Regions from separate parts of the Homo sapiens genome. Here region 1 is linked to region 2. The links are chromatin loops, found by intact Hi-C in ENCODE. Cell type or tissue: ascending aorta. All regions are shown on one strand. Each heading gives the region's core, and the rest is flanking DNA. Links, peaks and the distances in the headings are about the cores only.

Region 1 (14,494 bases), core at 4,335-6,834, 100 kb after region 2:
GATGCAGTCTTGCTATGTTGCCCAGGCTGGTCTTGAACTCCTGGGCTTAAGCGATCCTCTCACCTCAGCCTCCGAAAGTGCTGGGACTAGAGGCATGAGCCACCGCCCCTGGCCTAAACATCATCTTTGATTCTCTGTTTCTTTCATGCTCTCCTGTTTGCTCTGCCTCCAAAATCTATCCTTAGTCCATCACTTTTTCCCCCTCTGCCCCTTCGTCTCTTCTCCACCAGGCAGACAACTGAGCCTTTTAAACCTCCATCAGATTTGTCCTCTCCTGGCTTGGACCCCTGCAATGACTTCTTACCTGGGTCCAGCCTCCTCTGCCCCTCCTGCCACCTGCAGACCTTCGAAAGGTCCTCTTTGTCTCCTTCTGGGAGCTGCACCCCTGCCCTGTCTTCCTGCTAAGCACTGGCTGCTTCCCTCCCCTCGTCCAGACTCAACCCCATGGACACCTCCCCCACTGCTGCTCGCTCGCTCTCCCTTCTCATCTCATCCTCCTTCCTCTGCAGTGCTTATTCCTGCCTGGAATGCTCTTCACTGATCCTCGTGTTTATCAACCCCACTCTTCTAATGCCCATCCGTGAGAGCAGGGCCTTCTCTTTCCCTGTTTTGTATCTCAAATCTAGAACAGCATCTTGCACACAGTAGATGTTCAATAGACACTCCTTAAGTTAATTACTTAGTGAATTAGCCACTTTCCCTTCTTTAACTGTAGCCCTCCCGTGGGGAGCAGCAGGAGCTGGGCAGGCGAGATGGCCCAGGGGTTTTCTGGAGGGAAAGATAGCAATAGAAACTGTTGGCCCTGTGGCTGAGTCTGTGGGGAATGGAGAGTCACTTGGGGTGACATAGGGTCACCTGGAGCCTGCTAATTCCTCAGAAGTGGTGGAACTCTTCCCACCTGTTAATGAATGGCCCGGTGTGGGAACTGGGACCCCAGCCCTGTGCTTCCCTGGAGCCAGTCTGTACCTGGCCTCAGGTAATCATGCCACAGGGAATCTGCTCCACATCCTGGGAAGTGGAGAAAGAAGAAATCAACCAAACAGCAGGGTGCAAAGGAGGGGGCTTGCCTTGGGGACTGGAATGAATGCTCCTCTGTGGTTTTACTGTTTCAGCCACTTCCGTGGACACTTAGGGTGTGGAGGGAATGAATTAGGCGAGCCGTGATGGCAGCAGGCCACAGAAATTAAAGGGATGGCATTTGTTGAGTGGGTACTCGGGGACTTCTGGGCTGAAGTAAGAGGAGGCTAAGCCCGGCAAGGAGCAGGGATCACAACAGTTCCAGGGCACCTGGCTGGCTGGCCCAGCCATGAGATTTGAAACCTCGTCTCCTGGTGCTGCCAGATCCATGGAGCCTGAGTTCTAGGTCTCTGTTCATCCCTAACATTCCTGGGTGACCAGCTGATCAGCAAGCCACAGGCAGGTGGCAGAGTCCTGGTCACAGATGCAACCGGCCCAGGGACATCTGTGAGCCTGGAGAAAGCACACATCAATGGCAAAGGCCGGGACGCAGCCACCTGGGAGAGTGGCAGCCCCGGCCTCCTTCCCTCCTCCAGGGAGCATTGCTGCTGTGGTTTAGGAACACTCGTTTGCAGTTTACTTATTGACCAGCCAAAGTCTTGACAGTTTTAAAGAACACTCTTTAATTTATCTCAATGTCCAATTTCAGCCCTCCCAGTTCTGGCGAACCTTCCTCTGTCCCGACCTTGGTTATTCATTCCATGTGGGCTCCTCTTTCTTCTTAGCCTCTCCACCTACATTGTTCTGGATGCTTCTCAAGCTTTTCTCCTGCTCAGCTGGACCTCTTTTGTGCGGTGTCAGTCTGATGTTTCGCAGCTTCCAGGCATTATTTTCAGGGGTCTTTTGCAAGTCTTCTATTTTTGCCCTCATTAAAAAATATCGTGGGCTGCTCTGGTCTTAAGGTTGCTGTGCCCTCTTTCATTTCCTTGTAAGTAGGTTTCTGCCATCCTCTGAAATTTCAAGTGGGAAGCCACCTGGAGGCTAGGTGAACAGGGCAAGGGCATTGCCCCTTCCTGTGGGAGCCCCTCCCTAGGTCACACGTGACTTTTCCTCCACTTGCTCAGAAGTCTTTCCATTTAACTGCCTTTCCTCTTCAGCGGCTGCTGAGGGTTCCTGGTTGTGGGAGAATGTTTCAGACATGGCCCTCTGTCACCTTCTCTGAAGGCAGTGGCCTGTAACAAGATGAAAGTGGATAAAGATAAAAAAGATTCAAAAAAATGGTAAAAGTACAGAATGAGACCTTTTGACAAGGCTTATATGAAAATTTTGAAGTAACTCCGTCAAATGGCTACATTAAATGTAAAAGTGGTATATAATTTAAAATGGCCAAATAATATGTAAAGTGACCCAGTTCTGTTTTCTTCCAGATTCAGAAGGGAATTGGGCCATTCCTTCTCCAAAGCAGAACGTACTGCAGCTGTGAGAGTTCTAGGAGAAAATTCAGGTGGATGCTTCTGTAATCTTGGAATGGAGGCTAAGCCTGGCAACAATGCTAGAAAACAGTGCTGAAGTTTGACAGATTTAGCCACATACAATGGCAAATGACAAACTGTAAAAGGAATTCTTGTGAGACAGAGGAAGGAAGGAAGGAAGGAAGGAAGGAAGGAAGGAAGGAAGGTAGGAAGGAAGAAAGGAAGGAAGGAAGGGGCACCCTAATAGGGCAAACAGTAGTATAGGTCAGAAATAACTTTGAAAGAACCACAGGGTGCTGGTGGGCCAATCAGGGACAGACAGACCCCCTCTTCCAGGGGCTGGGCTGGGCTGGGGTGGGGTCCACAGGTGCAGCCCTGGAGCTGGGCTTGCCTGTCTGCATCCAAGCATCCCTGTGCTTTCCCTGTGAGCTGGCAGTCCCCACTATGAGATTCTAGCCTGGGAATGTGCTATAGGGAAGCTTACAGCAGCAGATCATAGAAAAGCAAAATAGAAATGTGAAAGGAAAATAAAAACTTGGGACCCCTACTCCCTCCGCCAAAAGAAAAAAAAAATGCTGAAAGTGGAGTCATGCAAGAAGCTGCCTTTCCCTTTGTTCCTAAGCAGATAGAGACAGATAAAAGGTTAAAGATCTCCACTCTGCATTCACCTTATCTTGTGTGAAGAGTCGAGTTACTGAGCATGGGACGAACACATAACTGACCATTCCCCTACATGCTCCTTTTCTTTTGCAACATTTGGATTCAGTAATGTGACCATACCCTCCCTCTGTCCCCTCCAGCTGGCTTTTTCCTTTAAATACTGAAGCCCTCGAAATCATCTTTGGAGAAAGGCACAGACCTGTCTCCCAAGACGTGTCCTTAATCTTGGCAAAGTAAACTTCTAAGTTGATCGAGGCTTGTCTCAGATATTTTCAGGTTTACAGAAAGAAATTCAATTTCAGTCACAAACGGAATGATAAAATAAGTTGTTACGCATCCATAGAAAGAAGATATTAACATGGTAAGCCCTGTATTTATTAACCTATGCTTACGATAAATAAAAACAGGCTGTATGGTCAAAGGTGGAATACAGCTATAAGGAGAGAAGAAGTGAGAAATGTATCGTCTTTTAAATTCGTTTCCTTTATTACTAGTGAAGTTGAGGATATGCTCCCATTTAGGGGCCGGTTACTTTGTCTTCTGTGAATTGCCTGTTAAATCCTTACCCATTTCCTACTCTTTTCTTATTGATTGGAAAGACATGTTTATGCAACACAGATATTAACCATTGGCACATTACTTCTATTGTAAACTATTTTCTCCCTGCCTGGAATTTGTCCTTTAATTTGTTTAAGGAGGCATTCATTTAGTTCTTGCAATATTCAAATCTGTCAGTCATTTCCTTTACGGTTTCCAGGTTTTGTTTGCTGCTTAGTAAAAGCCTTCTTCACCATAGGATTTTAAAAATATTCTTCCATATTTGGCTTTAAAACTTTTATAGATTTTTTAAATGTTTAGCTCTTTAATACACCTGGAGTTTATTCTTGCAAATGGTAAGAAGATTCTAACATTGGTTTCAAAATGGATAGTGAGTTTTCCCCAAAGCCTCTGTTGACCTTCCATCTTTCCAGCTTGGCTTTGAAAGGTCTCCTGTATCAAATACTAAATTTCCCCATAAACATGAATCTGTTTCTGGATTTTCTGTGTGAATTACTGAAGTCTTTTTGGAGGTTTTCGAAATCATCTTCAGGATTCCTATATATTTTCTCTTTCAGATGAACTTTCAAATCAGCTTCTCAAGTGTCAACATCCTGTTGCGATTTTCATTGATATTGAACTGAATTTATAGATTTTGTAAGCAGAAAAAAATTATTTTAATTTTTTGAGAAAAAAAGTTTTAAATGGTTTGTTTTCAGACTGTGTCAAGATATCCCTACCTCCGAAGTTGTCAGGTTTGCGGACCTTGGGGTGAAGCGTGGGGCTGCTGGAGGCGTCCAGCCCTGACTGTGTGTCCAGGACAATGAGCCCCGAAGTGAGCGGGCCGCGTCCTGTTGGCGCAGCCAACTTCACGCCCTCTGTCCAGGGAGGACTAAGGGACAAGCTGCAGCAGGCGCAGAGGACGCTGTTGGTGTCCGGGAGGCCGCTGGTACAGGGCGTTGGGCGTGGCTCCTTTCCAAGTGCCTTGCACTTTCCAGGCTGGGCTGCAGAAGCAGGCTCGGGGGCGACTCGCGTGGGGACTGAAGCAGCCAGCCTTGGCACCTGCCCACAGCAAATAACTGCCTTGACTTGATCTGGTTTTTTTGAAGAAAGGTTTATTCATACCCATTATGTGCGCATGTGTAAATTCAAACCCACGGCTTGCCGGAGCCTGGGCTTTCTCGAACATCAGTTGCTCCCATGCTACCATTTTGCAGTTTGCCCGTCTCCAGTAGATGATTTCTGAATATTTTAATCAACTCATTATTAACCATTCACACGTCTACCTTAGCCTCATTTTAAGCAATTGCACCTGTGGGTTTCACAGGCCTGCTGTATTTTTAGTACATATTAAATAAAGCATGTCTGTTGGGGCGTGCTGTGCTTGCCCACCTGCCATGTCGAGTCATTGTAGCCGCACGCTGGCAGAGAGGACGGAGCCTGAGTCCGGGTGCCGAAGGCGTTGGTCTTGCCCGGGCTTTGGCCCCAGCCGCTGCCAAAGACCTAGAGGAAAGAATTTCAGCGTTAGGGCTTCATCCGCCTATCGTGGAATCAGGACTTCGACTCAGCGCTCCAATTGCTGGGGCGGTGAAAGGCGTATCCCCGCGGCGCGGCGCCTGAGGGAGCCTCTGGAGCAGATTCCCATGCACAGACCCTCGCGGTGATGGGGACGGAGGGGGAAACCCAGGCTCCCGAGCAAGCTGGGGCTGGCTTGGGGCCAAGGAGTGTCCTTATTCTGTAGCTCCCAGAGCTCACAGGAGGGGGCTGGGGAGGAAGCGGACAGCCGGGAGTAGGGGCAGAAGAAAGCGCCCACATCAACTGGCTGGCACGAACCACATGTTCCCTAGAACGGGAATCCCTGCCGGGTGAGGGAGGCCGGAGCTGAGCCGCAGCCCCAGGAAGGGCGGGGCCTCTTCAAAGCATTCCCTCCGCAACGCTCTGGTAGCCCTGGGACTCCAGCCTCGCCTGCCAGCCCCAGCTCAAAAGGCCTCTGTCTCCCTCGGGCCTGGGGGTGGGAGCAGCCTCAAGATAATGGAGTGCGTGAGCTGGGGCCTCATTCAGACCTCTCCCCACCGTAAGGAGAGAACAGAGGGCCCGGACAGGGAGCGGGGGACTGGGCAGAATCACACAGCCAGCCAGGGGCTCCAGCTACAGTCCCCTGAACCAGCCCAGGCCATCCCTGACTCCCAGGGGACACTGGTAGCTGTTTTGGCTCTATTGGGGCCGGGGGGGTGGGGGGAGGCTAATGCTATGGAAAACATGCCGTAGGCATAGTGCAAAATGGACCAGAAGGAAAATTTTTAAAGTGGGACAAATACAGTACAGAATGCTGAGCTAATATGCTTAAACATCTTAAAGCAATACATAATTTTTAAAAGAAATGTCAGGCCAGGGGTGATGGCCTGTAATCCCAGCACTTTGGGAGGGAGAGGCAGGAGCATCCCTTGAGCCTAGGAGTTTGAGACCAGCCTGGGCAACATAGGGAGACCTCGACTCTTAAAAAAATAAAATAAATGTCAAGTACTAAAATTAACTCAAGATATAAAAAAAACACTGGAAAAGAAATCTCACTTAGGTGCAAGTCTCAGAATCATAGCAAAGCAAATGTAAACCAAAAATTAAATTCTAAGGCTCCCCCCAACCATCTGAATGGAACCCTCCTCTTGGCCAAAGGTATTCCAAAGTTAACCTGAAAAACTTGTTTAGGCCATGATGGGAAGAGGGGTGGTGGGACATGCCTCTTTATACCTGCCTCTCTTTTGGAATTCAGGAAAAGGTGACCAATGTTAACATCAACATAGACCTTAGTGTCTGATGAGAAATATTTACCAATTCTCTCTGAAGGCTGCTACTTGGAGGCTTCATCTGTGTCATAAAACCTAGGTCTCCACAACCTCTTATAGTAACCCAGACATTCCTTTCTATTGGAAATAACTCTTTCAAGCAATTAGCAGTCAGAAAATTCTTAAACTACCTATGACTGGGTGTGGTGGCTCACACCTGCAATCCCAACACTTTGGGAGGCTGAGGCGGGCAAATCACAAGGTCAGGAGTTCAAGACTAGCCTGGCCAACGTGGTGAAACCCCATCTCTACTAAAAATACAAAAAATTAGCTGGGCATGATGTGGGGGCGCCTGTAATCCCAGCTACTTGGGAGGCTGGGGCAGGAGAATTGCTTGAACCCAGTAGGTGGAGGTTGCAGTGAGCCAACATCATGCCACTGCACTCCACTCCGGGTGACAGTGCGAGATTCTGTCAAAAACAAAACAAAACAAAACAAAACAAAACAAAACAAAAAAACCTACCTGTGACCTGGAAGCCTCCACCTCCCCCTTTAAGTTTACTTATCATCAAGACCTCCTGAGGCTGTGTCACAGGTGTGTGTTCTTAACCTTGGCAAAATAAACTTTTTCTAAATTGATTGAGTCCTAACTCAGATATTTTTGAGTTCATATAGAATATGAAGAATCCACCAGGACAATAAAACAAAACAAGGCTTGTCCAGGGATTGTAGACATGGATCATTCTTGCAAGATCCATTACTGCTGGTCATTAGATTATTAGGCAAAGCAAGAGATTAGCGCCTCAAAAGGTTCTGAATAAGTATTTCATAATGTAATACCATATTTAGTATAAAAAGCTTTTGCTGGTTAGGAATAAAATATCCTTAATGAAACAAAAGGAATTTTACCAGAACCCAACAGGCATCACTATACTTTCAGGGAAAGACTTGAGTGGTATTAAATGCCTTTGAAAATCCAGTGGGGAACCTGGATGTTATACACACAAAAATAAATTTGTGGACATGCATTGAAAATTTTGTACAGATTTTCAAGGGGCTCATGGGGCTGCTTGAAGCCTTTTGGTGGCCCTCTTAGACATGTCTGGACCCTGGCTTCAGGTCTCTGAATTACAGGGGGTAAGCCAGAGTCACATGCAAGAGTGACGTACTCAGTTCTGTATTCAAATCCCAGCTCTGCACCCAGATGCGTAACTGTGGGCAACTTACTTAACCTAAACTTTGTACCTTTGCTTCCTCATCTGAAACTGTGGCTCACAATGGAACCCACTTCACAGTCATAAGGAGGATTTAATATTAATGTATGCAAAGCTCCTAGCATATAATAAGAGCTCAATAATGTGTAGCAATGGACTATTATTCAAAGGAAACACATCCTTTTGGGAATAAAATAAAGATTCCTGCCTCATCTGTCACTATTTCATATTGTATTTGAGATCCTAGACAATGAAATGAGTCTAGAAAATTATTTAAGCTGTAAATATTAATAATATAGATAAGAACCATTTTTACAAGTATAATTTTAACTCCTCAAATTTAAGAAAATAATATAAAAACTATTAGAATCAAGAAATGTTCAGTAAATTAAACAGATTTTCCATATAATAGAAATAATCATAAGATATAAAGGGGTATATTCTATCTCTCATAGCAACAAAAACTTAGAAATAAACTGAAACATAAATGTGATTCTAGTCAGGGCAGTAAGTGAAGAAAAATAAATAAGAAGCATCCAGATTGGAAAGGAAGAAGTAATGCTATCTTTATTCACAGATCACATAACTTGTATGTAGGAAATTCTAAGAAATCCACTAAAAAACTATTAGAACTAATAAAAGAGTTCAGCAAGTTTGCAGGATACAAGATAAATGAATATACAGTAATGTGCCACACAAAAACATTTGGTTAACAATGGATCGCATATACGATGAGGGTCCCATAAGATTATAGTGGAGCTGAAAAATTCCTACTGCCTAGTGACGTCGTAGCTGTCGTAATGTAGTAGCACAATGCATTACTCACCTGCCTATGGTGATGCTGGCGAAAACAAACCTGCCGTGCTTCCAGTCATTTCAAAGTCCAGCACACACAGTTATGTACAGAACATAGTGTTTGATAATGATAATAAACGATTATGCTACTGCTTTATTTACTATATTCTATTTTAATTGTGGTTTTTAGCATGTACTCCTTCTACTTATTTAAAAAAAAATAGCTGCTGTAAAACAGTCTCAGACAAGTCCTTCAGGAGGTATCCAGAAGAAGACACTGTCATCACACAGGAAATGACAGCTCTATGTGTCATAAAGCTGAACACCTTCCAGTGGGACAGAATGTGGAGGTGGAAGATGGTGATGTTGATGATCTTGGCCCTGTGTTAGCTTAGGCTAATGTGTGTGCGTGTTCTTCATTTTTAACAAAAAAGTTTAAATAGTAAAAAGAAAATAAAATCATTTTAAAATAGAAAAATACTTATAGAATAATAGACAATATTTTTATACAGCTGAACAATGTATTTGTGTTTTAGTCTGTGTTATTATAAGTTAAAAAGTTAAAAGAAAATTAAGTTTATACATTAAAAAAGATAGGTAAGTTTAATTTATTTAAAATATTTAAATATTTAATTTTTTTATTTTAAATATTTTTATTTTAAATATTTAAATATTTTAAATATTTTTATTTTAAATATTTAAATATTTTAAATATTTTTATTTTAAATATTTAAATATTTTAAATATTTTTATTTTACATATTTAAATATTTTAAATATTTTTATTTTACATATTTAATATTTTAAATATTTTTATTTTACATATTTAAATATTTTAAATATTTTAAAAATGAATTTAGTGTAACTTGAATGTACAGTGCTCATAAAGTCTACAGTAGTGCACAGTAGTGCCCGAGGCCTTCACATCCACTCACCACTCACTCACTGACTTGCCCAGAGCAACTTCCAGTCCTGGTAGCTCCATTGATGGTAAGTGCCTTATACAGGGGTACCATATCTTATCCGTTGTAATATATTTTTACTGCCCCTTTTCTATGTTTAGTTATGTTTACATACACAAATACCATTGTGTTACAATCACCTACAGTTTTCAGTATAGTAACATGCAGTATGGGTTTGTAGCCTAGGAGCAATAGGCTATATTGTACCATATAGTTTAGATGTGTAGTAGGCTAAATCATTCAGATTTGTGTAAGTACACTCTAAGGTGTTCACACAATGACAAAATCACCTAACATCACATTTCTCAGAATGTATCCCTGCGTTTAAGTGATGCATGACTGTACAAAACTTAGTTGTATTTCTATATGCTTGCAATGAACAATCTGAAAATAAAATAATGAAAACAATTCAATTTGTAATAGCATCTAAAGGAATAAAATGCTTACAAATAAACAAAAAGAAGTGTGTAAGGGTATTGAAAAAACATTATCATTTTCCCCCACTGTACTCTTACAATACAACACAGAATTCTTCTGTGAACAAATATATAAGGATTTCTCCCTACCAATCCACCAAGCAAATTTCGGCCAGATTCTCTAGTGGGCACCAGTTAGACGTTCTCTAATTCAATTAAATTCTGACTCTGTTTACCTAGAGATAGTGTTAGATTCCACAGATAGAGGGCTCAGCCCCACAAAACTACCTCCAATTCAGATACCTGGAACCCTGACTACAAACCAGGATTGCCATGACCTCCCTCCTTGGGGTCAATTAATTTGCTAGGATGGCTCACCAGAACTCAGGGAAGCACTTTCCCACATTTGCTGGTTTAGTATAAAGGACATTAAAAAGAACACAGATGAACAGCCAAATGAAGTATATGTAGAGTGAGGTATGTGGAAAGGTGTGCGGCAGTTTCATGCCCTCTCCAGGCATGACACCCTCCAGGAACCTCCATATGTTTAGCTATCTAGAAGCTCCCTGAACCCAGTCTTTCTACATTTTTAATAGAAGCTTCATTACATAGACATGGTTGATTAAATTGTTGGTCACTGTTGATCAACTTAACCTTCAGCTTCTCTCCCCTCTTTGGAGGTTGGGGGTGGGGCTGAAAAGTCCCAACCCTCTAATCATGCCCATGTTTTTCCTGTGATCACCCCCACATCTTCAAACTACTTAGGGGCTGCTATCCACCAGTCATCTCATTAGCATACAAAAGACATCCTTATCACGCTGGAGATTCTGAGGGTTTTAGGAGTTGTATGTCAGGAAATAGGACAAAAACTATATATATATATATATATATATATAAATATATTTATATATGTATATCACAATATCACAATGTAATGTGTAAAACTTATACTCAGAAAACTACAAAGCTTGGTTGAAAAAAATTGAAGAACTTAAAAATGGAAGGACATCCCATGTTCATGGATCGCATATGGTATAAGATGGCAATACTCTCCAAATTGTTCTACAGATTCAAGTCAATCCCTAGATTCTTTATAGATTTTGACAAATGGATCTAAAAATTAATGTGGAAACTCAAGTGACCCAAAATGGCAAGAAGATTTTGAAAAAGAAGAATGAAGTTGGAAGGCTTGCATTTCCTAGCTTCAAAACTTACTACAAACCTACAGTAATCAAGACCATGTGGTACCAGCGTAAGATTCAACAGAATAGAATTGAAAGTCCAGAAATAAACCCCATGTGTCTATGGTTAACTAATTTTTAATAAGGGTGCCAGGTACATTCAACAGGGAAGGAATAATCTCTTTAACAAATGATGCTGAAACAATGGAATACCCTAATGCAAAAGAATGTACTTGAACACTTACATCTTGCCATATACAAAAATTGACTCAAAATGGATCAAAGACCTAAATGTGAGTCCCAAACCTAAAACTCTGAAGAGAAAACACAGGGTAAATCTTCATGACTTTGTATTTGGCAATAGATTTTAAAATAAGACACCAACAGCATGAACAACAAGAGGAAAAATAGATACATTATACTTCATCTAAATCGAAAACCTTTCTGCCTCAAAGGACACTCTCAAGAAAGTGAAAAAAAATCCCACAGAATGGGTGAAAATATTTGCAAATCATATATTTGATAAGAAACTTGTATCTAGAATATATAAAGAACACAGCTCAATAATAAAAAGACAACCCAATTAAAAATGAATAAAGGATCTGAATAAACATTTTTTCAAAGAAGATATATAGATGTCTATTAAGCAAATGAAACAGTGATCAACATTATTAGACATCAGAGAAATCCAAATCAAGACAACAATGAGATACCATTTCACACCCCCACTATATAATAGCTCTAATCACAAAGTCAGACAATAATAAGTGTTAGCAGGGTTGAGCAGTAATCCTCATAGATTGCTTGTGAGAATGAAAAATGGAGCAGCTGCTTTGGAAAACAGTCTGGCAGCTTCTCAAAAAGTTAAATGTGGAGTTACCATTAGACCAGCAGTACTTTTTCCAAGACGACTGAAATATGTCCACATAAAAACTTGTACATGAATCTTCATAGCAGCATGATTTGTAATAGCCAAGAGGTAAAAATAACCAAAATGCTCATCAAATAATAAATGAATAAACAAAATGTGGTTTATCCATACAATAGGAATATTATTTGGTCATAAAAAGGAACCAAGTACTAATACATGCTTCATACAATATGATTGAACCTTGAAAACATCATGCTAAGTGAAAGAAGCCAGTCATAGAGGATCACATATTATATGATTCCATTTACATGAAATGTCAAAGAGCCCTGTTGCTTTGGTCTGTAGGGATAGCAGATGGGGCTGGGGTGGGATAGTAGCTAAAGTGTACCAGGTTTCTTACTGAGGAAATGAAAATGTTCTGTAATTGAATCTGGTAATAGTTGCACAACTTTGTGAATATACTTAAAAACATTTAATTGCACACTTTCAATGAGTGAGTTGCATGGCACATGAATTGTATCTTAATAAAGCTGTTAGAAAAAAATTAAGTAAATGGGCGCAAACCAATGTAGGGAAACAATAACAATAAAAGTCAACTAAAGGCATATAAAGAGAATTAAATAAGCAGTGACTTTCCAGATTCCTGGAAAAGGAGATTCAACATTTTAGAGACAGAATTTCTTTTAAATTAATCTACTGATTCATTTCAAGTCCATTCAAATGGAAGTGATTTGAAATTCAATGGTTGATTCTAAATTTAATCGGCAGGAATACATGTTTGAAAATAGTTCAGATATTTTTGAAACAAAAAAAAGCAATGTGGTTATTTGTATTATCAGATGCGATATCATATTATAAAAGCACAGTGATTGAAAGAATTCTTCAGGGCACAGGAAAAGGCAAATAGAGCAATGCAGGAGTACAGAGAAACAAAACCAGTGTCTTGCATGCCCGGCCCTTTAGTAGGTGATAAAAGTGGCATTCCAAATCAATAAAATGGATTGCAGTTCACCCTTGGATAATGCAGGGGTTAAGAACACCCCTCACCTCCCATGCAGATGAACACTTGTGTATAACTTTTGGCTCCCCCAAAACTTAACTACTAATAGTTTATTGTTGACCAGAAATCTTACTGATAACATAAACAGTTGATTTACACATATTATGCATGTTATATGTATTATGCACTGTATTCTTACAATAAAGTAAGCTAGAGAAAAGAAAATGTTATTAAGAAAATGCTGAGGAAGGGAAAACATATTTACTATTCATTAAGTGGAAGTGGATCATCATAAAAGTCTTCATCCTCATCATCTTTGTGTTAAGTAGACTGAGGAGGAGGAGGAAGAGGAAGGGTTGGTCTTGCTGTCTCAGAGGTGGCAGAGGCGGGTGAAAATTTGCCTATAAGTGGCAAACCCTTGCAGTTGAAACCCTTGTTGTTCAAGAGTCACCTGCATTTGGTAAATAACATTGGGCTTTATGGCCAAAATCAGTAAAAGTTAGATTTCTTCCACATACCTATCCATAAGAATAAATTCCAGAAGAAATAAATATTAAGACTTTAAAAATAAAACCTTAAAGGAATTAGAATAAAATATGGAAAATGAATTCTATAAACTTGGCATAGAGAAGGCTGTTGTCAGCCAGCAGAAAAGGTTGATTTCCCATAAAAACTAAAATTTCCACATGGTAAAGGCCTTAAAATAAATGATGGAATGAAAAAAAAATAGTTTAAAAATTTCAACATTTGTGGATATTTTAAGATCTGAAATATATAAAGTATTCTTAAATTCAATAAGAAGAAGATATACATACACATATAAGACCCTTCAAATATTATGTATGTAAAAAATACATGAGTTGAATTTAGCCTGAGAACGTCTTTGCCATCACAGGATTTTTTTTTTTTTTTTTTAGACAAAGTCTCGTTCTGTTGCCCAGGCTGGAGTGCAGTGGCATGATTTCGGCTCACTGCAACCTCCACCTCCCGGATTCAAGTGATTCTCCTGCCTCAGCCTCCTGAGTAGCTGGGATTACAGGCGCGTGTCACCACACCCGGCTAATTTTTGTATTTTTAGTAGAGACAGGGTTTCACCATGTTGGTAAGGCTGGTGTCGAACTCCTGACCTCGTGATCTGCCCACCTTGACCTCCCAAAGTGCTGGGATTGCAGGCATGAGCCACCACGCCCGCCCCATCACAGGATTTTTTAAAGTGAAGTTGAAGGCTCTTCAGAAGGGAATGCACTGGTTGGTTTAAAGATCCTGGGTGCTAAGTGAATACTCACCGCGGAGGGATCTTGGCAAAGGAGAACCCGAGGCCCTGGAAGGACAGGATCGTTGTTAGAGGGCACTCTTAAGCCCCAGGCCCTGTTTCAGGACGCTTAAACACTATCATCAAGTTATCACTGAGACCCAGAGAGATTAAATAACTTAACCAACATCACACAGCGAGTAGGTGGTGACGCTGGGATTTGAACCGAGTTAGCCTATTCCAGGAGTTGGCTGCAAACCACTGTAGCGCAGCTGCCAGGGAGCGGGGTGGGCTTTCCTCCATTCTGTTTCTCATGCCAGAAGCCTGGGAGCTCCCTGGACCCCTGTTCCTCTCCTGCCCGCACCATCCAGGGCTGTCTGTGCACCGATAGCGGG
Region 2 (13,007 bases), core at 9,877-12,376:
GGAACTGCCTATTTTTCTTTTCTTTTCTTTTTTTTTTGAGACGGAGTCTCGCTCTGTCGCCCAGGCTGGAGTGCAGTGGCGCAATCTTGGCTCACTGCAAGCTCCGCCTCCCGGGTTCACGCCATTCTCCTGCCTCAGCCTCCGGAGTAGTTGGGACTACAGGTGCCCGCCACCATGCCCGGTTATTTTTTGTATTTTTAGTAGAGACAGGGTTTCACCATGTTAGCCAGGATGGTCTCAATCTCCTGACCTCGTGATCCGCCCGCCTTGGCCTCCCGAAATGCTGGGATTTTAGGCGAGAGTCACCGTGCCAGGCTGGAACTGCCTATTTTTCTCAGTGGTTGAACCATTTTACACTTTCACCAACAATGTAAAAGGGTTTCATTTTCCCCACATCCTCGCCAACACCTGTTATTTTTGTTTGTATTTTTTGATAGTAGCCATCCTAATGGGTGTGAGGTGGTATCTCATTTTGGTTTTGATTTGCATTCCCTTAATGACTGATGATGTTGAGTATCTTTTCTCCTGCTTGTAGATCATTTGCATATCGTCTTTTGAGAATTATCTATTCAAGTCCTTTGCCCAGTTTTGAATTGGGTTGTTTGCTTTTTGTTGTTCTTGTTGAGTGTTAGGATTTCTTTCTATATTCTTGATATCAATCATTTGTCAAAGATTTCTAAATGTGAGCTAATGTCAGATAAAAGTCTAGCTCTCACAAGAGTGGAGGGGTTGGGGAAGGACAGCCCTTGACCAACAGAGCCGGGAGGTTGCTTTAGACCCTGGAGTTGGAACAATGGCCAGCCGCTGAGCCGGCCCCTCAGAAGCAGGCCATGATCAGCAATCAAACACACAGCCCAATTTTTGGAGGACAAGATCCTTATTTCCCACCCTGGCACCAGCAAGCTGTACCGGGAACACAGGCCACCTTCTCCTTGCTGCCTGCTGCAGGCTGGAGGCTGGTACAGCTGCTCCAGGAAATGCTAAAAATTCACTAAAATGTCCCAGCCTCCTCATCAAGATCTTCCCTGCAAGCTGCAAGCATTTCACTAAACTCCAGAGTTTCAGAAGAGTTGCTTCTGATAATTCACGCCAGCACAATTGTTTCAGGGGAGGGATTCCCAGAGCTTCCTACTTTGCCATGATGTCACCCCTGTTGTCAATGAGTGGCTTCATTTATGGGCTATTCATTGCTGGTGAACAGAGACAAACTGGTTTTTCTGTGTTGGTCTTGTAACCCACAACTTTGCTGAGTTCATTCATTTGCTCTAGTAACTTCCTTGTGGATTCTTTGAGATTTTCTATATATAGGGTTGTGTCATCTGTGAATAGTTTTACTTCCTCCTTTTCAGTCTGGGTCTTTTACTTCTTTTTTTCTTTTTCTTGCCTAATGACTCTGGCTAGAACTTCTAGTGCAATATTGAACAGCAGTGGTGAAGGTGGGCATCACTGTTTTGCTCTTGATCTTAGAGGGAGAGCTTGCAGGCTAACAGGTTTTGACTGAGGCCTGTGATGTTCCAGGCTCTGGGGGAACAAATGTCACTGCTGGATGGGAGTGAGACAGTAAGCAACACAGGTGAAGAAGGGTCAAAAGGCCAGAGGGTAGAACGTGCCACTGAGAAAATGAAACAGGGAACAGCAATGAGGGATGTAGGGCAGGTGGGGCACCGCGTTTTACCTTGTTTAGGGGAGGCCTCCCTGTGGAGCTGACATCTAAATGAGCTCCTGTGGGGTGTGAGGGAGGGAGTCCCAGGGAAACTGGGGAGAAGAGCATTCCCTGTGGAGGACACAGCAGTGCCAAGACACTGAGTGGGAGTGAACCAGGCCTGGCCTGGCCAGGGCTGCAGGAATGGATGGAGCCGGTGAAGTTGAGAGCTGTTTGCTGCACTCTACTAAATGCTCAGAGAGCAGGCGCCTCCGTCTCATGGCCCTCTGTGCCCCAGCCCAGCACAGTGCCTGACACACGGTAGGTGCTCCATGAACATTAGTGAAGTGACTGTGGGTCCCTGAGTGGCCTGATGTGGGCTGCATGTGTGGATGGCCCACTCTGCCCACGAGGCCACCAGGCCAGGCTTCGGATGTCCCAAGATGAAGGTTAGATTACTGAAGATCATGTTTCTCCACACTGCCAAATTAAACTCCTGCCTCCAGCCCTTCGCATCCCTCATAGCCAGAACTGGCAGGGGGAAGGCCTGGCCATCTGTGGTTTAACAACCTCTCTAGACCCCATGCCCTTCCTGAATGCTCCCATTGTGGGGGACGTGCACTTGAGAAGCAGCAGTGAGAGCCTGCAGGGCATCCTGGCCTGACGCGCATGCACACGGCTCCTTCAGCAGGGGCAAGCCTCTCCCAACCTGCTCCTTCTGGAGTCTTGTACCTGGAGCCTGGTGTCTTGGGAAATATATTTGGCCGCTCAAGGAACAAACTCTCCACACCCACAGTGAGGCTCAGGCAGGGTTCTGGCCCAGAGGGACCAGCCGCAGGCCCTCTCCTGACAAGTCCACGCGCGACCCCAGTGCCTCTCCTGGAACTGGCCCCGCACTGGGCTGGGTGCTGAGGGTGCAGGGCCAGAGCTCCGGGCATTCCTGCAGCCCCCACCCCTGCCCGCCCTGATGCCTCAAAGGAGGCTGTGGCCAAACCAGCCCCTCTGCCAAGGCTTAGGGAACAGCGTTCTCATCACAAAAGTCATAAAGCTAGACACTGAGCAGTCTCCCTCTTAAATCCTTCCCGTCATCTGGGCAGAGGCCAATAGTCCTCCCGGGCCACAGGCCCTACCCAGTTGGCCCATGCTGGCCTCCTGTCTCTCCCTTGAACACACCACGCCCACTCCCACCTCAGGGCCTTTGGGCCTGGCCAGCCGCCTAGAATGCCCTTTCCCTACTTGGCCTCCAGGCCCCTGCCCTGGGCCCTCTGGTTGAGGGGGGGTCCTATCTGTACTTGGCTCAGCATCCCCAAACCTCTCACTCCAGGTGGCTCAGTGTCATTTTGGCCCCTACCTTTGTCCCAGCTCCTGCAGCTGACCCCAGGACACAGAGCTCAGCAGTCCTCTTGACTGAAGCCCCTGGCCAGGTCCCCTGCCCACCTTGCCCATGCCAACCTCCCTGACCCACCTGACTCTGAGACCCCTGGCCCTGGGTGCCAATCCTGGCTCTGCCTGTCTGGCCTGGTTTTCTCACAAATGCACAGGCCCTCAATCAATCTCGAGGAATTACCAATGCCACAGGGTCATAGGGTACCCCAACTAGGCACTCCCCCTCATACCAATAAACAAATCAATATAGTTTACATGTCCTTCAACTGTCTTGTGGTAGCATAATTATCTGCATTGTTTTATGGGCACATTGAGAGTTAATTTGTTATCTATAAACATTTCAAAGCCATCTTTGTTTTTAAACCTTATTCCAGCCCTTCTTCATTTTAAAATTTACTCTGGAGCAAAAAAAGAACGAGAGAGCGTGTGCACACCTAAGTGTAATGGTGGGGGTCACTGTTTATAGCAGCACACTTTCTGAAACAAGCTAATCACCCATATGAACAGAGAATTGGTTAATAAATTATGATACAGCCATACTGAAAGATTACTATTCTACTCAAAAGCACAAAAAGTATAAGGGAATTCTTGATGTATTGATAAGGAACAGTCTCTACAATGTATGGGTTAATTAAAAAAATCAAGGTGCAGACAGGGTTTTCATTGTGTGATCTCCGTGTAAGAAAAGAACAAACCTCATCTACACACATTTGCCTGTATGTGCACTGAGCTGGTAGCCTAGAAGAGACAGGGGACAGTGGCCATCTCTAAGGAAGGGGCACTGTATGCCTTTGACAGGGTGGGAGAGGCTTTTCACAATGAGGGGCTTTTAACACACTTTTGAATTTTGAACCATGGAATACTATGCCTGGTCAAAACCAAATTAAATTCCAATAAAAAAGCTGAAGGGCCCCAGGTAGGCCTGGGCAGCCTCCCTCAGCGTCGCCCTGTGTGAGATCTTGGCAAATGCATGCAATTCCACTAGGGCAGGCATGTTTCATCCAGGGCCTAGCGCCAGCTGACCACCTCCTTGGAGCCCAGCCTGGCATTTGTGGTCAGAGGGGTGCTGAGAGAAGCTCACCTTCACGGTGACACCTTCCTCATGGTCTGTTGTGGGTTGAACTGTGTCATCCCAATTCGTATGTTGAAGTCCCAACCCCTACTGTCTCAGAATGTGATCTTGTTTGGAAATAAGGTCTTTGCAGCTGTAATTCACTAAGCTGAGGCCATTCTGGAGCGGGGTAGGCCTCCAATCCAATGTGATGGGGTCCCTGTAAAATGGGGAAATTTGGACACAGACACACACAGGCAGAATTCCACATGGGCAGGAAGGCTGAGATGGGAGTGATGCTTCTACAAGCCAAAGAGCACCAAGGATTGCCTGCAAAGCTCTGGAAACCAGGAGAGAGGCCCGGAATGGGTTCTCGCTCAGAGCCCTTGGAGGGACCTAGCCTTTTGGACAACTTGATCTCAGACATCCAGCCCCCAGAGCTTGAGAAAACAAATGTCTGTGACTCCAGCCCCCCAGTTTGTGGTGGTGCTTTGTTACAGCAGCTGCAGGCAATCCATATGCCTTGTTTCAAGGGAAGTAGGCAGATCTATGACTCCTGCCTAGTGTTTGGTTTAGAGCTACCTTAACCTGTGAGGGAGCTGGACAGGCTCCGAAGCTGCCCCTGACCTCTGAGAGTGCCCACCCTGGCCCGGTACTTACTGTCATTGGTCATGTTCTTGGAGACTATAGTGGACGGTATCTCAGACATCTTGGCTGAGGCCCAAGAGGTTGATGCAAGGCTTCTCCTCTTCTAAAGGAGATCCTCACCTGAGGAGTGACACAGTGCTTGAGCCTGGTGGTCCCCAAGCCCAGAGCTTCCTTCCCCCTGGGTGGCTGACAGCCACCGACATTTGCTGAGGGCTCACCTTGTGGGGACACCTGCCGGCTCCCTGCCTCTCCCACCCGAGGGTCCACTCTCACCTCCTGGACTTGGCTCTAGCTGCCTACTTTTTCTGTGCTTAGAACACATCAATCTTGGCCTCAAGCCTTTGCATTTTCGGCCTCCTCGGCCAAAAAATATTCTCCCATACCCAGCTGGGGGTGCTGGGCTTCCTTCTCTTCAATTCCGAGCTCAAATGTCACCTCTTTAGAGAGACCTCTCACCATCCCATCCAAAGTGGTTTCTTCCTCCCCACCCCCATGTGGCCTTTATTTTCTTCTCTGCAATTCCCACTATCTGATTATCACTTTAAAAATCCATTCGTTGTCTATTTCCCCCTAAAATGTGAGCTCCATGAGAACAGGGGGGTCTTTTCTGCTCATCCAAGCTCCTGACATACCCTTGGCACTTCTTAACTTCATCCATTGAATGAATTTTCATTTTTGCAGGGGAGGAAGCAGAGATTCAGCGAGGTGTCCAAAGTCACAGTCAGGAGGGGCTGCCTCTGGAAAGGGCCCCCACTCTAAGCTTGTGCCATTCCTGCCGCATTCCTGCTGCAGCCCCCTATTGGGTGAGCCTGGGGTTCGCAGGGTCGCCTCCTAACACCCGCGCTCTGCAAGGCCCCGAGCCACACAGCGAGGTGCACAGGGATGGTAGGACAGATGGGGTGGATGGTAGATGGGTGTGTTTCAAGCAAGTGGCATGCGAGCGGGCAGCCTTGGAAGGCGCCTTGCAAGTCCGCTCCCGGCCACGCGCGCCCCTCGGGCCCTGGTTTCGCACCCCTGCCGCCGCCCCCACGCGCCCTCACGGACCCCGCGCGCCCCCTCTCCCCGGACCGCGAGCGCACCCACCGACCCCGACTGCCCCGGCTCGCTCCGAAGCCTCCGCGCTGCAGTTCTCAGCTCCAGGAGCAGGGCTCTTGGGTTTACGTCTCCAAGGCAACCATTCTTCAGGCTGGCTGTGACGCCACAAAGGCCGCGGAGGCTGGGCGCTTGAGGGCTGGGCCTGCGGGCCGCGGGACAGGGAGGGCGCGGGGCCGGGCTGCTGGGTCCGAGCTCTGGGCACGATGTCCTCCCTGACGCCGCCAGGACAGCGCCTGGCCCAGGCCTGGGCCTGGTGAACGCGGGTTTCTTCCTCTGAGGTTCAACACTCCGCACTTGGGTTGGCTCCTTTCATCCTGATTGGTTTATTCGCCACGTGCCAAGCACTGAAGAGGGCGTGCAGGATGGATACTTTTGGAGCAAAAATAGCCCTGCTTCTTTCCTGGGGAGGGATCGCACTTTCTAGAGGGGCGGTTTTCAAAGTATGGTCTCAGGACTAGCAGCATCGAAAATGCTGGGAACTCGTTAGAAAAGCAAGTTTTCAATCCTCGCCCCAGAATCAGAAACTCGGGGTGGAGCCCAGCAATGTGTGTCCTGACAAGTCCACGCGCGACCCCAGTGCTGGCTAGGGTTGCAAAGCCACTGCTCTACGGAGCGAGCGAGATCCATCATAGTGGGACAAGCGAGAGGATGAGGCCATACAGACCAGGGCAAGTTTTGAGCGCGCAGATCCACCAGCTGCTTGAAGCCAGGGGCACCAGGATGTCTGGTCCCCCAGCTCAGGGATCCTGTCTCCCCACAAAAAGCAGCAGCAGAAGACCCCTCTTTGAGTTCTGAACATGTTCCTAGATTTTCCCAGTATCTATGGGGATTGAGAGATTGATAAAGGCTGCTTGGAGCTGAAAGCACAGTCAGTGACTCATCTTTTCAGGGACATTTAGGGGCTTCTGGGGGGACTCTGGAGCAGTCTGCAGCCCAGCAATGTAGTCCCAGTGAGGATCCCAGCTGTGCCAGGCTCTGCCTAAGGCCGGTGTAGTGGGTGGGAAGACCACATCCACAACAGGAACTCCATTGGAGCTGGGGGTGGGAGTGAGGAGGAGCTCCCAAGATGGAAGGAGCAGGGATCCCTGAATCTTCGCTGGTAGAATAGTGTCCCAACTTGCAATATCCACAGTGGGCTTTGCACAAGGGAGGAAGAATGTTGTATTGTGTTAAGCCACATATGTGATTTGTGCATGTGTGCATGTGCACATGTGTGCACATGTAGTGTGTGTGTGTGCATGTGTGCACGTGTGTGTTCGTTACAGCTGCTATTGTCAAATGTGCTGAAAGACAAGTTGTCCCTTTACCCTTAGGAGAGAGGCTCCTTACACTGACATTCAAAGTCCTCAATGACCCGGCCCCAGCCTACCTCTGCAGCCTTATCTCCCTACAAACCATCAAAGCAGAACAAAAACCTGTCCCTCCGATTTAGGTTTTAGCAAACCACAAGAAGCACTTCATAAACTGGTGACTCAAGTAGAAAAGTAAGTGTTTTTGTAATGGTTTATCTAAATACAAGGTGCTCTAATGAGACTTTTAGGAAGCTAGAACATAAGTGACCCAAAGAGAACAAAGGTACCCAGGCTCCTGCCCATTCATTGTCATCAACAGATCAGTTTATGAACAGTCGTGAATCTCCCCATGAACCTTACAGAGTGTTTTCTATGTGCCAGGTACTGTTCCACGCACTTGACACCAATCCACCCATTTCACCTGCATGATCACCCTGCCTTTGCATGAGTTGCCGGTGTGGACAGAGCAGGGACACAGTGAGACAGCGGATTCCAGCTTTGCTCTTACCTAGAACACACTGCCTCTCACCAGGAATCGTCCTTCCATTTTATGCAGTTATCCCAGACAATGATGCACAAGCTTTGGGAAAAAAACCCCACAAGTCCAAAGGTGTACTTCATAATAAAGGCAAGTTATCTGTCAGTTTGTGTGTTCTGGCCTTTGTTTTTGCTCTTGGTAGCTTACAAGGTTAGAAAGAAAACCACCTAGAAAACGTGACCTGATTTGGAACTTTTAGTCTTAGCCTAACAGGTCTAACTAGAAATACCATTTGCTGATTAAAAGCTAATTTTTAAAATCAGATGCATGATTGGTGGAGCAATGGTGGCTGGCTGGCTGTGTGGTGAATCGTAGTGGCCTGTGAGCTGTCCAGCCCAGGCAGTGGGCATGTGGATGTCTGCTTCAAAATCCTTCCAACATTTCTGTATGTTTGAAGCTTGAAAATGTTCATAATCAAACATTTTGGGAAAAGCTAACAATCTTCTTAAAGGAGAAATTCGTATTTCAGATTTCGTATTTTCCTCCTCAAAGAAGGTATATCAGTCTGGGCTCTCGGGAATAAACAACAGAAAGCAACTATAGCCACTTGGGGGAGAAAAGGACATGGGGGTGCCCCCAGACTCTGTAGGACGATAGGGAATCAAGCTGGGAGATGCTGTAGCCTGGAGCGGAGCCCAAAGCCATCGCAGGCGCGTTCTGGCAGAGAACATGCTGTGATCCGAAGTCTGCTATGCACTCCTGACCGGTAGGCAGCACCTGGATCGCCTGCCTGCACCTCCCGCCTTCCACACAAGATCTTTGGCTTCTGCCGTGGGAGGAGGGACTCAGAAACCAGGGGGGTCAGGAGTAGTCCTGTACCCAGACAGGGTATTCAGAGGTCTACCAGAACGACAAAGCCTGAGAGAGCAGCTTGTATTTCTTTCCTGCAGCACCTGGTCTCACCGTTGTTCTACAGCACAGCAGGCCAGGCTGGATTGGAGAGTCACCTTCAAGGTAAAATGCCTTAGATGCCCAGATCTCTCACATGGGGGTTTTCCTTTTGCTGAGAGGTGGTAGGTTATGGAGAATGACAGCCATGTCTACCGTGCTTCACGGTGAGTCAAGGGCTTTCCACAGGGAGGGCAGTGATATGAGCTCTTTGCACTACTTACACTGACCTAGGAGCCCCTGCATGGGTTGTGGCCTGCAGGACCATGTTTCAGGGGAAAGCTGCAAAGTCCTTAAAGAGTGTCTGAAGCCCCATCCCCCCTCCCTCTCTGGGAACGTGTCCCCAACCAGTGCCTGCCAGGTGCTCTAGCCTGGCATGCTTTTTATATTTTGTGAGCAATCACATTAATCAGATTGCTTTCCTGCCAGCTCAGATGGATGGATAATTTGATTGGAGTCTAGGAAAAAACAGGGATGACTTTTGGCATCCACATCCCAGGCATATCACATTTGACCACAGTGTCAGAGAAACAGTGCTAGTGGAATAAAAAAGAAGGTCTTGGAGCCCAGAGTAAGACTGGGCTCATATGTGGTCACAAGAGACCACATATCCTATGAAGGCGCCTAGATGGAATTGGGGAAACAGGCAAATGGGCAGTGGTGGCTAATGGAGATGGGATTTTGCTCTTTAGGGTGATGAAAGTGTTCTAAAATTAGACTATGGTGAACATTAGATTTACTCTGAATATAGTAAAATGCACTTTAAGTGGGTGAAGTTTAGATATGTAAATTATATCTCAATAAATATTTTCAAAAGGAGAAGAAGAAAGGGGTCCACATTGCCAAGTGCTCTTGAGTGGCCAAGTGAGAGGGACTGAAGAGTGTTCATTGGATTTGCCAACAAATCGGTTGACCTTGGTGTGAGCAGTTTCAGGATCTCCTGGGGGACTGAGATGGATGGGTGACGAGGAAGAGGAGAAAGTGCCCTGGACAGCACTTTTGAGGGTCCTGGCAGTGGCTCTATCTTGCTCCCTTATGGGTGTGCAGACCCACAGTGGGCCTGGAGAAATGACCCTGGTCTTCCCTGCAGCTCTGGTGGAGGCTAGGTCATTAAAGCCAGACCCCCAGTGCCACAGTTCAGAAGGCAGGATGCTGGGGCATGCAGCATGGCAGGTGAGAAAACTGCATGGCACTGGCCTGGTTCCCAGGTGTGCTCCTGGGCGTGGTCTCCACAGGTGGGGGTGGGGTGCAGGTCCCAGGTGGTTAGGGGACTGTGGTCAGCCAGCCAGGAAGAGGGGTTGAGACTAGACCAGGTTGTGGGCGTAGAGGAAATGAAAGAGACATACAGAGAGAGAGAGAGACAGAGAGAGAGTGTGTGTAGAGGCAGAAGGCAAGCTGGAGGGACCATGGTGCTGAGGAGGCTAGGGTGGGATCCAGATACAGGAGGAAGGGTAGGAGATGTGAGCATCAGGGGTGCTCCCCGGGAGGGCGTGATTTAGCCCCAGGAGCCCGGGGAAGGTAGTCTTTACACTAGTTTCAGGTATCATTTAGGTTGTATTTTGCTTCAAGAAACAGAAAGCTTCACCAGAAATGACTTACAAAGAAACTTCTCATGAGTAGCCCCTCAGAACACCTCTCCTCATATCTTAGCCAAAAAACTGCATGCCTAAACTAATCGCTGCCAGGGATAGAAGCTGGGGACTCTGTGGGAGGCCCCATCCCGGTGCCATAGGGCTGGTGCCTGGACGGCATCCGTTGTGTTAGGGAAAGGGATGGGGGGATCTGAATGGATTCTGGCTTGGCCATAGCACCCACTCCATGACATCCCCACCCAGGTGTCTGCAAGCCCTGAGGTAGGCAGCTCGCTCTGGGTTCCCTCGTCATCTAGCCCAGGAGCGCCGCTCTCCAGCGGATGCCTGGGGAAACCGCGTATGTGCACATACACCGAAAACTATGTCTGCGAGGCGAGATTATGGCTGATTATTTTTTTCCTATTGCTCGCTCTCATTTTTCTTTACAATGAAGTTGTAGACATGTATTACTTCTATAATAACAAAACAGTGAAAAGTAGAAGAAATTGCTGGGGGGCACCGTGACCCCGGGTGATGCCCGAGCTCTGTGGCGCTGTTGACGAGGACTTTCGGGTCTGGCCTCTTCCCGCGGCCCCCTCGGTGCCCTCTGCCTGGAGCCCACTTGGTTTCCAGGCTTTCCCCTCTGCCGAGCCCCTGCCAAGGGCCTAGCCCCTGTCCTCCTCCCATCTCTTCCGCAGCCAGTCTTTCCGTCTCAGCCCCAGCCTCGCCACCCCTGCGCCCAAGTCTCGGCTGATATGTCCTCTTTTTGCCCCCAGAGCCATGATCACTTCACGAGGACCTCTGCTGGTGTCTCCTCTGCTGTCCTGGAGGTCCCAGAGGACAGGAGCTGTGTCCTGTGACCTGCTGACCGCAACGCGTAGCACCTGGAAGGTGTTCATAGGATAGTTCCTCAAATGAGTCAATGGACAGTGAATGGGGAATGGAGTGGACGGTGGACGGGAGGGCAAGTTGTTTCCATGAAAGGAGGAAATTCCTGTGGAGGGAGTGGACAAGGCATGCCTGTTTGAGCCACGCGCAGATGAGTGAGTGGGTGGACGAGGCACGGACTGCGGGGAACCCGTGGGTGGGCGAGGCGTGGACGGCAGGACGCTGTGGGTGGGTGGACGATGTAAAGGGGGCTGGTGGCCGAGGCTATGGGCAGACTACGCGCTCGGCGGGAAGAGCAGGGCGCTAGGGGGCAGACGGGCGAACCGGCCGCGCGCTGTCCGCATCCGCCACGGCGTGGCGCCCCGCACCGTCAGCGCGCCGGGCGGCGAATCCCCTTTCTGCCCAGAAGGGACTTACAAAGAGGAACCTTTTGTCCCAGGCGGCGGTGAAAGGTTCCCGGTGACGCAGGCTTGTAAACAAGTTGAAAACCGGCCCTGGTCAGGCGTCAAGACGACCGCGCAGGCAGTGCTGCCGCGACCTGGGCTCGCTCGCCCGCTGCCGGGTCCCCACAGTTCCTAGCTCGCAGGCGGGGCGCGGTACCAAAGGGGCGCCGGAGGGGCCAGAGACCCCTCCACAGGCCCCAGTGTCCCTTCCTTGAGTTGTTACAGGAATCCACAGAGATATGTTGGGCAGGGCCTCCAAGCCTACAGAGCCCCTCTGCCAAAATGCTAACACATTTTTCTTTTTCTTTTTTTTCTTTTTTTTTTGGCAGCGTTTAGCTCTGTTGCCCAGGCTGGAGTGCAATGGCGCGATCTCGGCTCACTACAACTTCCGCCTCCCAGGTTCAAGCGATTCTCCAGCCTCAGCCTCCTGAGTAGCTGGGACTACAGGCACCCGCCACCGTGTCCGGCTAATTTTTGTATTTTTAGTAGAGACTGGGTTTCACCATGTTGGCCAGGCTGGTCTTAAACTCCTGACCTCAGGTGATCTGCCTGCCTTGGCCTCCCAAAGTGCTGGGATTACAGGCGTGAGCCACCACGCCTGGACCACTCTCACACTTCTAACCCTGCCTGATTTCAAACCTTCAGCCTGATTTTATGCATAATTGAGATTTGTGTGTTTTGTTTGAGACAGGGTCTTGCTCTGTGGCCCAGGCTGGAGTGCAGTGGTGTGATCTCGGCTCACTGCAGGCTCAACCTCCGTGACTCAGGCGATCGTCCTGCCTCAGCCTCCTAAGTAACTAGGGCCACCACAGGCATGCCACCACAGGCATGCCACCACACCTGACTAATTTTTGCATTTTTTTGTAGAGACAGGGTCTAGCTATGTTGTCCAGGCTGGTCTTGAACTCCTGAGCTCAAGTGATCCTTTCACCTTGGCAAGTCCCAAAGGGCTGGGATTACAGGAGTGACACCTCCCCCCACCCCCCGCCACCAACCACATCCGACTTCAAATCCAGCCCCACCCCAGCCTTGGCTTCATCAGATCCAAATTTATTCCAAATCCTGATTGAGGCTCACATTTTGAACCCAATCTTCCCCAAACCCTAACCCAAGGTGTCCACCCCAACTCTAATAAGGTCTTTTAGTGCAAAACCCGTTACTAACAGGATGCTAATTAGAGCACCTGGTAAACTTATAGCAACATACTTTCTTTCTTTCTTTTTTTTTTTTTTTTTGAGACAGAGTCTCTCTCTGTCACTGAGGCTGGAGTGCACTGGCCCCATCTCGGCTCACTGCAAGCTCCACCTCCCGGGTTCTCCTGCCTCAGCCTCCGAAGTAGCTGGGACTACAGGCGCCCGCCACTATGCCCGGCTAAATTTGTTTTGTATTTTTTGGTAGAGACGGGGTTTCACTGTGTTGGCCAGGATGGTCTTGATCTCCTGACCTCGTGATCCGCCCGCTTCAGGCTCTGGAAGTGCTGAGATTACAGGCGTGAGCCACCGTGCCTGGCTTATAGCAACAAGCTTTCACCCAACCCCAATGTGAACCAACTGCAAACCCAAACA

Evidence for each region. Hi-C counts contacts between places; a loop is a spot of excess contacts. Peaks named below come from ENCODE experiments on the same cell type or tissue, not always from the same donor. Only the 100,000 strongest peaks of a DNase experiment are listed, where the experiment ranks them.
Region 1: a loop joins it to region 2, with 7 times the contacts of the local background. A loop is called at or near these places in 1 of 110 quality-filtered maps.

The regions. Positions count from the first base shown.
Region 1 is chr3:126,278,648-126,293,141 of GRCh38, reverse strand. It overlaps LOC107986124 (a long non-coding RNA gene), which reads right to left. Exons shown (of 3, transcript XR_001740882.2): 2 at 14,134-14,168; 3 at 1,617-5,129. It also overlaps a transcript of KLF15 not described here. Among named protein-coding and RNA genes, the nearest start is that of KLF15, 72 kb to the left of the region's middle. RefSeq lists enhancers at 868-1,368, 4,056-4,600, 4,601-5,146. In ascending aorta, for the core only: a CTCF peak has its summit at 5,355; DNase peaks (open chromatin) are centred at 4,601 and 5,311; H3K4me3 peaks cover 1,740 bases; H3K27ac peaks cover 2,500 bases.
Region 2 is chr3:126,387,782-126,400,788 of GRCh38, reverse strand. It overlaps LOC107986044 (a long non-coding RNA gene), which reads left to right and starts at 8,541. Exons shown (of 3, transcript XR_001740563.1): 1 at 8,541-8,606; 2 at 10,888-11,154. It overlaps CFAP100 (cilia and flagella associated protein 100), which reads right to left and starts at 5,880. Exons shown (of 17, transcript NM_182628.3): 1 at 5,811-5,880; 2 at 4,740-4,847. The coding sequence starts at 4,788. It overlaps CFAP100-DT (CFAP100 divergent transcript), which reads left to right and starts at 5,991. Exons shown (of 2, transcript NR_103789.1): 1 at 5,991-6,490; 2 at 7,496-7,757. RefSeq lists enhancers at 2,475-2,984, 10,709-11,257. In ascending aorta, for the core only: a CTCF peak has its summit at 11,328 (motif pointing right); a DNase peak (open chromatin) is centred at 11,438; H3K4me3 peaks cover 1,181 bases; H3K27ac peaks cover 1,387 bases.